2 separate regions of the Homo sapiens genome follow, and region 2 is linked to region 1. A link is a loop called in an ENCODE intact Hi-C map of the cell type or tissue named here. Cell type or tissue: PC-9. All regions are shown on one strand. Each heading gives the region's core, and the rest is flanking DNA. Links, peaks and the distances in the headings are about the cores only.

Region 1 (5,000 bases), core at 1-5,000:
ATTACAGGCATGAGCCACTGTACCCAGCATTTTTTTTTTTTTTTAAAGACAGGGTCTCTCTCTGTTGTTGCCCAGGCTGGAGTGTAATGGCATAATCATAGTTTACTGCAGCCCCAAAGCCCTGGGCTCAAGTGGTCCTCCTGCCTTGGCCTCCCAAAGTGCTGGGATTACAGGCGTGAGTCACCTCACCCAGCCAGTGCATCATTAAGTGACTTTCTCAAGGTCTCGCAGCCAGTTGATGGTGAAGACAGGATTCCTGTCCAGGAAGGAAACTCGAGTGAAGCAGGAATTGTTAGGGAGATAGGAGAGCCACAGGTGTTCTGGAAGCTCTCCTGGCTCCTCTTAGCATGCTCTGCTCCCTTGTCTCACCTGTACTCCCACCTGAAAGTTCCCCACCCACCCTGGCCTCATCATCTCAGCACTAATGTCTTCAGCTGAGACCACCTGAGAGGCAGGTACTGTGTCTCAGTGTCTGAGATCCTGGTCCTGGATATGCCTGATTCTCTGAATGGCTGGGTCAGGCCTCCCTCTTGTTTGGCACAGAGTTCTGGTCAGAGCATCACGTCCTGTTTTGTTTGGTTTGGTGTTCTTGAGGAGTTTATTTGGTCACACCCAGGGTGAGAGGGCCCTTCACCTGTAAGATGTCGGGCCTCTTGGTGGTGACACGTGGCTTGTTGCTGGCCACAGAGGACCCAGTGAGGCAGCAGGAACTCAACCTTGGAGTCATGGAGCTGTGTGACTGCTGGCCAGTTGCACTTGCTGGCTGCAGTCTCCTCCACCTTCATGATCTGGATGAAGTGGGCCCAGGTGCGGTGCTGGGTGCCCGCGTCTCGGTCTGCAGAAAACGGGAGAGGGCAGGGTGACTGCAATCACTGGGATCTGGGCATTTGACAAACCTCATATCAAGTACCTGGCACATTCTGTCAGGCACAGCAATTGCTTGGGAGCTCCCACTTGGGATTAACTGGGGGACTGGGTGACCATGAGTGGCGTAGAACCTCCAAAGTCACTTTGAGGGGCCCAACCACAGCCCCTCAAAGGCGACAAGATCTTCCTGTTTGTTCCTCTGTTTAAACCACTGCTGCAAGAAAAAGAGTCTTAAGTTTAAGTGCGACATGTCCTACTTTTGTTTTGTTTTTTTGTTTTATATATTTTATTTTTTGCTTTTTAGTTTTTATTTTTTGAGACGGAGTCTCACTCTGTCGCCCAGGCTGGAGTGCAATAATAGCATGTGATCTCGGCTCACTGCAACCTTCGCCTCCCAGGTTCAAGCTATTCTCCTGCCTCAGCATCCTGAGTAGCTGGTATTTCAGGTGCCCATCAGCACACTGGGCTATTTTTTTTTTTTAATTTTTTTTTTTGAGATGGAGTCTTGCTCTGTGGCACAGGCTGGAGTGCAGTGGCGCAATCTCGGCTCACTGCAAGCTCTGCCTCCCGGGTTCACACCATTCTCCTGCCTCAGCCTCCTCAGTAGCTGGGATTACAGGTACTCGCCACCACACCTGGCTAATTTTTTTTGTATTTTTTAGTAGAGACGGGGTTTCATCGTGTTAGCCAGGATGGTCTCGATCTCCTGACCTCATGATCCACCCGCCTCGGCCTCCCAAAGTGCTGAGATTACAGGCGTGAGCCACCGCGCCTGGCCTATTTTTTGGATTTTTATTAGAGATGGGGTTTTGTCATGTTGGCCAGGCTGGTATCAAACTCCTGACCTCAGGTGATCTGCCCGCCTCACCCTCCCCAAGTGCTGGCATAAGCCACCGCACCCGGCTTTGTTTTATTTTTGAGACGGAGTCTCTCTCTCTCTCTCACCCAGGCTGGAGTGCAGTGGTGCGATCATGGCTCACTGCAGCCTTCACGTCCTGGGTTCAAGTGGTCTTCACACCTCAGCCTCTCAAGTAGCTGGGACTACAGGCTCATGCCACCATGACCTGCTAATGTTTGTTTTTTTTTTGTAAAGATGCAGTCTCGCTATGTTGCCCAGGCTGGTCTTGAACTCCTGGCCTCAAGTGATCCTCCTGCCTTGGCCTCCCAAAGTGCTGGGATTACAGGCATGAACCACTGGGCATGGCCTGTTTTCTGTTTTTTTTTTTAAGAGACAGGGTCTCACTATGTTGCCCAGGTTGGAGTGCAATGGCTATTCACAGGTGTGATCATAGCTCACTGCAGCCTCAAACTCCTGAGCTCAAGCAGTCCTTCCATCTCAGCCTCCCGAGTAGCTGGGAGTACAGGTGAGCACCACCACACCTGGCTCACTTCCTGTTTTTTGAGTGGGAGTTTCACTATCTGGTCCCACCTGCCTCTCTAGCTGGGTCTTGACTGTTCGGTACTATGCATGCTCCAGCTTTGCCACACCTCTTGCTGGCCCTCAACAAGCCTGCATTTCTACACTGCCATTCCTTCTGCCCCGAATGCCTTTCCTCCCCAGCACTACATGGCAAACTTCTACACATCCTTCAAGGCCCATCTTGAATGCCACCTTCCCTGTGATGACCTCCCCTATTGCCCCAGACTTATTTCCTTGCCTTCAGTGCTCCCATAGAACTTGGTGCACATCTACTCCAGTAGTCATTGCACAGAACAGTAATCATTTGTTTATGTGTTTGCAGTCACTGCTACAACATGGTGACCTCCTGGAGAACAGGGACGTGTGGTGTTTCTCTTTGTATTTGTCTTTTGTTCCCAGAACAGGTAAGTACACGGTGCCGGGTATAGGTAGGTACTCGCTCAATAAATGTGAATGAGTGAACGAGTGGTGGGGTTGATCTTATCCTGAAAGAGGGAGCTCCCCACCTGCACTTTCCTGTAGCAATCTCTAGAGGGCAGTCTCACACCATGCTTGTCTTCTCTAGCCTCCGCCCAAGTTGCTTTTTTTCTACCATAGACAGCTCAGATAGATATGGGTGGGTGGATAGATGGATGGAAGGATGGACAGATGGACGAATGAACGAACGGATGGATGGATGGGTGGATGAATAGATAGATAGGGTGGGCATGGTTCACATGGGCTCTGGAGTTGACAAGCTCTGGGACCAGGGAATCCAACCAAGTCAGCCTAAGCACTGGAGGGACTGCTGGCCCATCCCTTAGACACAATGGCTTAGGAGCTAGGGCTTATTATTGAAACCTGGAAAAAAGTTATTGTTTTCAAAATAAAAAAGACAGTTGCAAAATGGCATTGGATAAATATTGAAATAAATGGCTACAAAACAAAATCTCAACCAACTGCAACTCAACTCAGTTTGTATATATAGTTTATGTATAAACCACATTTCAGGCAGGGCATGGTGGCTCACGCCTGTAATCCCAGCACTTTGGGAGGCTGAGGTGAGCGGATCACCAGAGGTCAGGAGTTTGAGACCAGACTGACCAACATGGGGAAACCCCATCTCTAATAAAAATACAAAAATTAGCCAGGCGTGGTGGCACTCCAGCCTGGGCGACAAGAGCGAAACTCCATCTCAAAAAGAAAAAAAAAATTCTGTGGGATGTCAGTGCATTTTAATATTTTTGACATGATGTGGGCACTCCTTAAAGTGTCAAGGGCCCTTGACTTCTTGGAAAGGCCCTGCAAGGAGCAAGCAGAATGGAACCCAATACTCCCCACCAGAGGGCTCAGGACTCTGTTCATTATAAGTCCCAGTGCTGAGTCTGAGGCTGCAGGTCCAGTCCCTCTTCCTGCTGAGGGCTCTGGAGCCAAGCCCACGAAGATAACATTCAGTAACACAGGCTGCCCTCAACCACAGTCTTTCCTAATCTCAAGGTAAGATGGGAGAGGGGTGGTGGTATTTCATTTACTTAAGCTCCTACATGGGGGAGATACTGAATAGGAAGAGGCTGTCTCCTGGGACTGCTGGCTCGGGGGTGGAATGGACAGGAGACAAGAACAGAACCAAGTGTCGTGTACGCATGCCTGTAGTCCTGGCTACTCAGGAGGCTGAAGGTGGGAGGATCACTTAAGCCTGGGAGATTGAGGCTGCAGTGAGCCGAGATTGCACCACTGTACTCCAGCCTAGGTGACAGAATGAGAGCCTGTCTCCAGAAAAAAAAAAAAGTCAAGATTCAAGGGCATCTGATGTCAAACCTAGTGCTCTTAATCACTACATCATAATCATACCCTCTTTCAGAGTGACCTGCCCAATTTCACAAAGCTGTTAATCAGGTGGCAGGGAAGAACACGTATTGAGTGCTTACAATCAGCGTGTGTCAGGCGCTGCTCTAAATGCTCTACCCATTTTAACTCATCTAGCTGTAGCAGAGACTATAATTGTCAATGCCATTTTACAAATGGGGAAACCAAAGCCAAGAGCGGTTGAGTGACTTGTCTAAAGTTGCCACCAGACAGTCTAGTTCCAGAGTCTGGGCTCTTCACCATGATGACCTACTAGCCTGTCTACTTTATGGAGGGACAAGGTTTGGGGTTGTCAAAACTCGGGGTCAAAAATGACAGGACAAATGGAATAGAGGATGGGCAGGATGGATGCAGGGGTATGTGAGGTATGTGAAAGAGGTGAAACATGAAGGAGAACCCAACCACAGATGTTCACAGATGTTCTCTGCTGTTTCCTCAGTAGGAACTCAATGCTGAGTTCCTATCGAAACTACTGACAGCATATCTCCCCAAATATCATTTCCTTAAAAGGCATTTTGTCAGTGTCCTTTTTTTTTTTTTTTAAGAAATGGCGTCTCACTTTGTTGCACAGGCTGGAGTGCAGTGGTGTGATCTTGGCTCACTGCAACCTCAGCCTCCCAGGTTCAAGCAATTCTCCTGTCTCAGCTTCCTGAGTAGCTGAGATTACAAGCACTTGCCACCACACCCAGCGAATTATTGTATTTTTAATAGAGCTGGGGTTTCACCATGTTGGCCAGGCTGGCCTCGAACTCCTGACCTCAAGTGATCTGCCCGCCTTGGCCTCCCAAAGTGCTGGGATTACAGGCCATGCTCAGCCTGTCAAAGTGTCTTACTTAGCAAATACAGCTGCTTTGCAAACAGGGGTTCC
Region 2 (9,465 bases), core at 1,084-6,083, 730 kb after region 1:
TGTGGTGGCAGGTACCTGTAATCCCAGCTACTCAGGAGGCTGAGGCAGGAGAATCTCTTGACCCTGGAAGGCAGAGGTTGCAGTGAGCCGAGATTACGCCACTGCGCTCCAGCTTGGGCAACAGAGCGAGACTCCGTCTCAAAAAAAAAAAAAAAGATGCTCCCCAGAGATAACCAAGTGCCCATCACCTGTCCTGTTCTCAGGGAAGCAAGTAAGTGCCTGTAACAGACGGGTTATTTATGACCCTGGGCAAAAATCTCCTAATCCTGATAATCTTCAGTTTCCTCACCTGTAAAAATTGGGAAATTTTATATTTATACATTTGTTGTGATGTTTACATTAGAGAATTTGTGTAAGGAAGTGCCTGGCATGTAGGAAGTAGGAATATTTCCTTCCCTTTTACTAATAATAAACTTTTGGATCAGTGTTGGGCACATACTAGGAGTTCAATAAATTATTGAAAAAGAGATGATCTACAGCACAAAAGTCGCTCACTTGGATACAAAAAAAAATACCCAGTGAAGAGGCCTACATGAAAATCCACCATGCCTTTCCTGGTCTGAGAGCTTTCGTCCCTGACAGATTATTCAAACTTCATTTTGTGGAGAGACCAGAGCCACACATCCAAACTCTGAAACAGTAACCAGTGGCACAGTCAGCAGGAGGACTCCCACTGACCTCCCTGCATCACATCCATGCATTCCTTGGCCCCATGCAGTGTCATGCCCACTTAATTCACTGAGTTCCAATTTGGGTCTCAAAATATATTAAAGGGAGATTTTAATAACGAAGCAGATCTGTGCATCCAGCGGATGTTCCTGTGTTCCTTTTGGACTCAGATATTTCTGAACAGCTTTTTCTGGTGAGGGACTAAACTTCCCTTCCTCCCCGGAGCCAGGATGCAGCTCAAGCCACAGCAGGGTGTTTAGCGCTCTTCAGTGGCTCCAGATTGTGGCGCTGGTGCAGGTCTCCTCATACGTAACCAATGGCTCCTGAGAGCCTGCGACTCGTAAATTACTTCCCACGATGCCGGCGACCACCGCAGAATTCAAGTTTGAATAGAGCAGGGAAAAGGTGTTTGAAAGGCCTGTTCACTCAGCTGCATTTTAATTTCCTTTTCAATCTTGTCCCAATTAATTTCACAGAATTAATCTCACAGAAGCAAACTCGGCAGCATTGAGGCTGTGGTTTTAGCGTGGCGGTCGCTCTGCCTGAACATGAAATAGGAGCTAATATAAAAATCCATCTGCTGTGTTTGAAATACACGCCGGCTGCTGCTCAGTCCTGTCTGACATTCCAAACATCAACAGTGGGGAAAAGTGATTTGGGGGTTAGTGGCCATCAGTACTTGGCAGGGGTTCAACAACAGGTGTACTCCAAAAATCCATTCGGCCTGGGCACCAGGCATGACAGGGCAGGTGCCGAATCACCCTCCGTGTGATAGTGTGGTGCCCTGGCTTAGTTCCTTTTATCTGCAGATTGCAAGACCCTTTTGTGGACCAGCACCACTGTGGTCACTTGTTTTTGTTTCTGTTTTTCTTGAGACGGAGTCTCTCTCTGTTGCCCTGGAATGCAGCGGCGCGGTCTCGGCTCACTGCAACCTCTGCCTCCCGGGTTCAAGCGATTCTCCTGCCTCAGCCTCCTGAGTAACTGGGACTACAGGCAAGTGCCACGGCACCCAGCTAATTTTTGTATTTTTAGTAGAGACGGGATTTTGCCATATTGGCCAGGCTGGTCTCGAACTCCTGGCCTCAGGTGATCCATCTGCCTCGGCCTTCCAAAGTGCTGGAATTACAGGTGTGAGCCACTGTGCTTGGCCTATGGTCACTTGTTATAAGTGGGAGAAAAAGAGGTAAGAAGCCTCTATTTGGATAAGACAAGTCACAAGTCCTAGCTTTCAGAAAAGTGACCCTGTCTTCTTGGCTCCAGTGTCTCTCACTAGGGAACATTCTTTCCAAATAATAATAATGCTTGTTGGCAGGGCGTGGTGGCTCACCCAGCACTTTGGGAGGCCGAGGCAGGTGGATTGCCTGAGGTCAGGAGTTCGAGACCAGCCTGGCCAACATGGCAAAACCCCATCTCTACTAAAAATACAAAAATTAGCCAGGCATGGTGGCGCGTGCCTGTAGTCCCAGCTACTAGGGAAGCTGAGGCAGGAGACTCGCTTGAACCCGGGAGGCAGTGGTTGCAGTGAGCCAAGATCATGCCATTGCACTCCAGTCTGGATGACAGAGCGAGACTCCATCTCAAGAAAAAATAAAAATCATCATCATCATCATCATCATCATGCTTGTTCCACTATTCAAGATAACTTTTTTTTTTTTTTGAGACAGAGTCTTGCTCTGTCACCCAGACTGCGAGACTGGAGTACAGTGGCACAATCTTGGCTCACTGCAACCTCTGCCTCCTGAGTTCGAGCGGTTCTCCTGCCTCAACCTCCCTAGTAGCTGGGATTACAGGCTCAAGCCACCACACCTGGCTAATTTTTTGTATTTTTAGTAGAGATGGGGTTTCACCATGTTGGCCAGGCTGGTCTTGAACTCCTGGCCTCGAGTGATCTGCCTGCCTTGGCCTCCCAAAGTGCTGGGATTACAGGTGTGAGCCACCACGCCCAGCCAAGATAAGACTTAAACGCCCATTTTTTTTAAAAGCATCCTGTTCCATAAGTTATTTATGGTGGTAACATGAGCTGTTCAGAAGATAAGGACAAATTAAAGAGGGAAAGAGAAGCTCTTTTTCAATTGACTAGGAAGGAGAAGAGGCCACTGGGTGAGATCTTCCATTTAAGGTAAACTGAGCCAGTGTACATCTCTTGGGCTTGGGTTGTGTGCCTCATAAATTGGTCTGAGGCTCTTCCAAGGAATTGTCCAGTGCCTTATTTCCATGGAAAGCAGCCTTGGAGCAACAAGTTGGGTACGCATAAGATTTATACTTACACGGTGGCTTAGCTGGGGTGGGAAGGTATTCTCATGGCCCAGACACACCAGGGTCTGGGTCATCTTCCTTGCTGATGGAATTGATGTGGAAACAGGGAGCCATACAGACAAAGTCAAGTTTAGCGTGGAACACGTGATGCTGTCAGATGGTCATGGGTCTTATGTGGAGAAGAATGGACTTTGTCACCCTGGACTGCAGCTACTTAAACTCAGATGAGATCCTGGCTCCACAGCCAGTCTAGTCATCTGAATGCGGCAGGCCTGCGCCAGCACACCTGGACTATGTTAACACAACACTATGTCAATTATAATGGGAGTTTTAACCCGGTTTTCTCCACCTACTTCCTCAATGGGCTACTTAAAAGAATGGAGACCTTTCCCCTCCCTTGACCCCGTTCTTTCCAAAAGAGATTTGTATGTTGTAAAAATTATCTTAATGCAGCAATACTTCCTCTTTTAAGTGTGCTTAGTTGAATGTGACAACAACCCTCATAAAAACAGATAAGTTAATTCCTTCAATTGCCTTAAATGAAGGATTTTTTTTTCTTTTTTTTTTTTTTTTTAATTTCAGGGCTCTGAGGGAAAGGAGGTGTTTGGTGACATCTAGTGTCCATTTAGGACTTCCTCAGGCACCATACCCTCTGGTTGGCTGAGTGGGGGATGGGTGGGGGGTTATCTGGGAGGTAATTTAGGGGTAGTAAGTGGGGAGAATATAGGCCTGGGGCACAGGCTGCCCAAACAGTGTGATGAAACTGATCAATGCCTGTCAAAGAGCTATTATGCACCTCTGACCTAATCAAAGGGGTGGGTGAGGGGATCCTATGGCAAAGTATCTTTTCTTATTTATGATGGTATGCAAGAGAAGCAGAAGCTGTCCCCACCACCCCATTTCATGTTAACAAGCAGGTCAACACTGTGCTGTGATGACGAAGATGATGATGATGGTGTTTTCTCTCATTAATAACCCCTATGGGAGGCAACGGAGTTAGGAGGATGGGAATGGGATTTGGGGTCAGCTGGAAGGCAACGGTCATATACCGGTCAAATTCAGTAGAGGCCATTCCTTTCCCCCAGACAGGAACCAATCGTCTAGAACAAACCCTGGCAGCCTCATTCCTTCCAGGTAATTTTTATAAATGAGGGGACACCCATTCCAAGAGAGGACAAAAGGGAGAGGGTGTTTATGTGTGTGTGCATATGCATGCATGTAAACCTGCTAACAAGAGGCCCAGTTGCTCATCAACCCATCCTGCAAACCCTGACCATTTATTCTAAAACCCATTTTTTAAAAAGAGAATAAAATTGGCATTTTATTTTATTCTATCTATCTATAAATAGTCTAATCTATTTATTCCTAAACAGTTGTCCTGGACAAGACCTTTCACTTTTCTCTCTCTCTGTGTATGTATGTGTGTGTGTGTGTGTGTGTGTGTCCATGTGCACACAGTTTTCAGTTGGGGAAAATTCCAGACCAGATAATTAACTACGAAGCCCAGACAGAAACGTTTACCTAGAACCATATAAGCCACGGCCGGGTTAGGTTAATGCTCAGAATTGCCCGATGCTTTACAAACTCCAGTGTAAAAAATTCCAGCCATTTATTTTGCAGTGAATTTATAACAAATGCTGTTAACGTCTTCGTCTTTTGACAGAGGTAATAATAAATTCACTGTTAAAGATGGTAGTTTAATTCCTTATACCTCCAATACTGCACAGAATAAACCATATTCATCACTGAGTAATTTTTTACCACATAAATCTTTAAAACTAACCGGTGAAGGCTGCGGAAACTGAAATATTGTGAATTTATTAGATATGCCCATGTAGTATTGGATTCAGAGGTTTCCATTTGAATATATTATGGGGAAAATTTGTGTCTTTAACTGTGACATTCCCTCCATTTCCCACCGCCAGTATTATAACAAGCAGCTCCTCCAGAGTCAACTGCACATTTATTAGACAGAGATTTAGTAATAAACTCCCCACTAATCTGCCAAAGAGGCTGGATGACATTTTGGTGAGATGCCCTATTTAAAAGGAGTCACAAAAGCTTTGTTTCAGTATAATTATTTTCTCAAAAGAAACTCAGCCTCCCCAAACCTCTTCTGCCACCATTTCTTGGTATTGCGTGATTCAGCTCTCCAACCAAACTAGCAAAATATTGAAACAAAGTATAACCTCATTGCTAACATACAGGGCAGTAACTTCTATGGAGATTATAGGATTAGTTATGCAAGACTGAAGGTAATTGATTAGAACACAGAAAAGCTTAAATTTGCAGACATTCCCAGATGTATGGTATTTAAGGCTAATAAAAAGATCATATTGATTCTCAAATTAGAAATAATAGAAATGGTTTCAGAAAACTAGTTATTTAAAAACTTTCATCTTGACATATGAAACGTTAAAGATACAGTTAAATCCTCAGATTTGAACAAAAATCCTTTTACTCTACATATTAATTTTGAGTGAAAATCTGTACCTGATAGATGAGAATATTCTGAACCTTTCTCATGATTTGCTAGTGAAGTGACAATGAAACTAACCAAGTATATCAAATTGTAACACCCTCTCCAGTTTCATTAAGGAAACATTAATATTGCTAAAATGAAAAATATTTTTTTCTTTTAAATGCAGAAATGTTCATCATATTTAGCAAAGAGAGTCTGCAGTTTCTCTGTTCCTGATAATATTCTGTATTTGGGGAGAGTTCCAAATACTAAGAACTTACATGGAGCATTGTGAACTTTACCGTTTTTTAATAAAATTGGTTTCTAACTATTAAACAAAGGAGAAGAATCTCCTGGCAGTGCAAGGCTGTAGCCCATCCGAATAATTGTTAAAAGACAGAACCCAGCTAGAAAGATAGGCATAATACCAGCAATTAATATTCAGCATTTCACATTATAGTCAAGAGGATGTGTTTTTCTTTGTGATGTGGCTCATAAGCTAAGAGTGTTGGGAGCCAGACTCTGAACTGTGTCTTCTTTTTGTGGATGAGGATTAAGGAGGAAAAAAACAGCGACGACAATCCTGCTCCATCTGTAAATGAACAAACATCTTGATTTTATAGCTATTTGCTTTGTAAAACTAAGGAATGAAACAAAAATTACTGGATGCCTAAGTAACACTTTAATTCTGAATTCATTTACGCTATAGCTATGTAGTTGTCACAAACCATAATGCAGTATTTAATTAAAATAACAGAAGTGCATCTAGATATGTCCTGGGGTAGCTGTCACCAAATTATACTCTATGCCATCGGTATTTTATTTATGAAATGGCAGATTCTAAGGTGCAACTAGGCTGATACAAAAGCATGAACATTTTAAACTTGCATTTTTAGAAAGGCTCTTTTTTTTTTTTTTTTTCCTGCTGCGTCTTTAAATGTTTTCCTCCTTCTGTCTTTGGAAGGGGAGGGAGGTTAGTGTGATTGTTTAAAGATCTCTCTAAATCTTGCTTTTCAACTGTTGACCTCCTAAGTCTTCTGGCTGTGAAATCCCCGTCTGTTGTCATGGAAAGGCTTGCGAGGTTCACAGGAGCCACAGCAAGTGTGGGACATCTTAGGCAGAACTTGGACGTGGATTCCAGGAGGGTAGGGAAAAGAGCAAACCGTTTCAGACTCTCTGTGCCTGTTCCCACATAATCTTCCTTGCACCTTTTTCCACCTATAAATACCCGTTGTCGTGTACACGCTTGCTCGCTCTACTTTGTGGATGTTCACATGCAGACATACTGCTCTTTTTCATAAGCGCATAGCATCTATCTTATACGCACCCACCATCTATCTCCTTGTTCACATTGGCTGTCCCATCCACCTCCTTGTCTGCAGAATTATGTTCAGCAAGGTCCCGATTTATAGGAAATAAATAATGAAAATGGAACGGACTGGGAAAGATAATCGAAACATTCAAATTGTTATTTTTCACTGTACTTTACACAAACAGAGCATCTATAAACACCTAGAAAGGGTGTTGGCTGATCCCTACAAAGCAATGCCTTTTGAAACATTGTAACCAAGGGGGTCTCTACACCTTTCCTGTTCCTCCTCTCCTGCTTTTTGATGCTCACCATTTTTAAATGGTAAACAATGCTGTGTTATTATTTTCATTCTTTCTGCTTATTTATCCTGTCTATAATGACAAGTTTTTGTCATCACTTATCCTCTACAAGATAATCCTCAGAATTACAAAACAGAAACAATAATTGCAATCACCTTTTTAAAGAAAAAAGCCCTTGTATTTGCTGTATAAAGATATTTGGATAATGGCATCATCGGATCACAGCCTGATCCTACAGCAAGGGTCTTTTGGAGAGTTTCTTCTACACACTTGTAATTATTTTAGCCCCTTTCACAGGTCACATAAAAAGTTAATTTCAATCGCTGCTAATTTCCGTCCAACAAGAGTGCAGTACTTTAAACCACCCAAAATAATTGGATTCAAAACAAATTTAGGAAATTGAGTGTGTTAGAAAGCAAATAAAAATATCCTTTTGGTAAGGAGGAGGGTGAAAGTAGTAAAAATGGCCTTTTTTCCCCTTCTTTCCCCTTCACAACTTTGCCATTAAAGTTGCACCTACAGCTAGAAGTTTGTCCGTGAAAAATGGTCATTTTGTTTCTCTGCTCAAAGAATGTTATTAAAATGCTAATTTAAAAGAAAAAGGAGTTAAATATCTAGCGATGGTGCATTCTAATTGCAACCATAATGAGCTCTCTAAATGTGCGTGCCCCTGACACACACAGAGCATAAACAGCAGTAAACAGATCATTAGTACCCGCGTTCATTTATTCTGGCGACCTTACCATGACCCCACCGAGGGTAGGGTGAAAAGCAGGTGGATCTGGCTGTGACACCCCCTAGAGGGATCCAGGAAATGAAGCTATAAGCGGTTGTCATGGAAACGCCTATGTGTGCAGATGATGTAACACACCGACAGGCTGTAGGGCTCCGCAACTGGGACGTTGCTTTTCCCTCGCCGGAACAATCTTGAGGATTAAATTATTCATTTCTTTAATTCACAAAGCAAAAGGAATCCTAATTTTCTTGGTGATGTGCAACTCTCTTCCATTTGTCTAGGGTCTGGAACATGGTGACTTGTCATCCCTCTTTCTCCAAAACCCACCCCAGCTAGACCCAAATTGCTGAATCTGGCGCAATCAAGTGGGGAAAGGCAGTGGAAATCTGACACCCAACATCTCTACTTAAGGAGAGAAAATCTAAGGTTTTAAGCTAAAATTAAAAATATAGACAGAGTCCTCTCCTAATGAGGGCATGTTGACCAGAGACTAAATGTATACTTGTCCTGAATGAGATGGCTTTGTTTAGAGTGGAGCAGAGACAGGGTTGGCCCTGGGAACTAACAAGCTGGTACCTGATGCCAAGAGTGGAAAGGAGAGAGGCTCCAACCCCAAATGAACACATCACCCTAGCATACCCTATGTGTGCTTTCTAGCAAGGTGCAAGGAAAAGAGATAAGAGAGAACGAGCATCTGCTCACCCTCCCATGTCCATTTGAGAGAATCGAGATTAATAAAAATAATTCTTTGGAGAATGATTCCACTCTATCCTACCCTGTTTTGCACCAAACAACCTCAATAACCTTAAGGCAACAGTAGAATAACTTTTCTTCTTTTTTTTTAAAGGAAGCAGAAAAGACGATCTCTGGAAATTATTTTAAAATAAAAAATCTCCCGGCCTGCGCCTCCCCCAACACCCCCTCCCCATTGCACTTTAGATGAACCTGTGATATTGTAGCAATGGCCCTTGAAGTGCAGTAGGGAGGTGATTTAGGAGAATATTAAAGGCAATGTGGAGATTCAAGGCGCCTCTCTCAGGGAGATCTGGAGAAATACGCAGCACAGATGGGCCGAGCAGATTAAACATTTCCGTCACATTGTTTCCAAATTGTGTTGTGGTGCCTGAGGCTGGTACTGCGGTCAGAGCAAAACAGAGCGGTGCAGAGCTGCGCAGTTTATGGAATACATATTAATACGCCCGTCTCACATGGTATCACAATTCTATCAGCTCCGAAATGGTGCTGTCTTTATTGTTCCTGACTTCTGCACTTGGCACCTTGTTTTCTCCCATCTGCAAAGTGTTTACCTTCCCTCTATCCCTTCTTTCTTCTTTAGGTAAAGTTGTGTGCTTCTTTTCATTTCTCTTTCTTTACAGCCCTATTTCACCTTTGCTCTTACCTTCACAGCTTGATTGTTCTGTCACATACACTTGCACACACCCACTCTGTGTTTTGCACACATTTCACCCACAACATGCAGTGTGTGCACAGGCCCTCCACACCTCCGTGGCCTCAGCTTGATCATTATCCACTCCCACCCTGTTCAGGACATAAGCTTCACCTTTAAGGCTGAATGTTCTCTCGCACTCAAGTGCTCTGAGACCCTCCATCTAGAGAACACATTCCTCTTCTCAGAACACTTAGCTCAGGGTGCGCTTTGTGGAGTTGTCACCATGACCCACCCCCCTCCCAACTGCTGTTGCTGACTACCCAGCCTTCCCATGTCCCCCTT

What was found. Hi-C counts contacts between places; a loop is a spot of excess contacts. Peaks named below come from ENCODE experiments on the same cell type or tissue, not always from the same donor. Only the 100,000 strongest peaks of a DNase experiment are listed, where the experiment ranks them.
Region 2: a loop joins it to region 1, with 6 times the contacts of the local background. A loop is called at or near these places in 2 of 110 quality-filtered maps.

The regions. Positions count from the first base shown.
Region 1 is chr17:48,876,955-48,881,954 of GRCh38, reverse strand. LOC105371814 (a long non-coding RNA gene) reads left to right here. Exons shown (of 4, transcript NR_135674.1): 3 at 2,610-2,691. LOC124900395 (small nucleolar RNA SNORA68) reads right to left here and starts at 1,115; the gene lies at 988-1,115. RefSeq lists an enhancer at 2,764-2,863. In PC-9, for the core only: CTCF peaks have their summits at 2,613, 2,822 (motif pointing right) and 3,651 (motif pointing right); a DNase peak (open chromatin) is centred at 2,814; H3K27me3 peaks cover 415 bases.
Region 2 is chr17:48,147,929-48,157,393 of GRCh38, reverse strand. The region is part of intron 11 of SKAP1 (src kinase associated phosphoprotein 1); the gene reads left to right. It overlaps LOC124904018 (a long non-coding RNA gene), which reads right to left. Exons shown (of 2, transcript XR_007065827.1): 1 at 7,741-9,465; 2 at 4,518-6,824. It overlaps MIR1203 (microRNA 1203), which reads left to right and starts at 883; the gene lies at 883-967. RefSeq lists an enhancer at 7,063-8,204. In PC-9, for the core only: CTCF peaks have their summits at 3,362 and 3,561 (motif pointing left); a DNase peak (open chromatin) is centred at 3,513; H3K27me3 peaks cover 1,026 bases.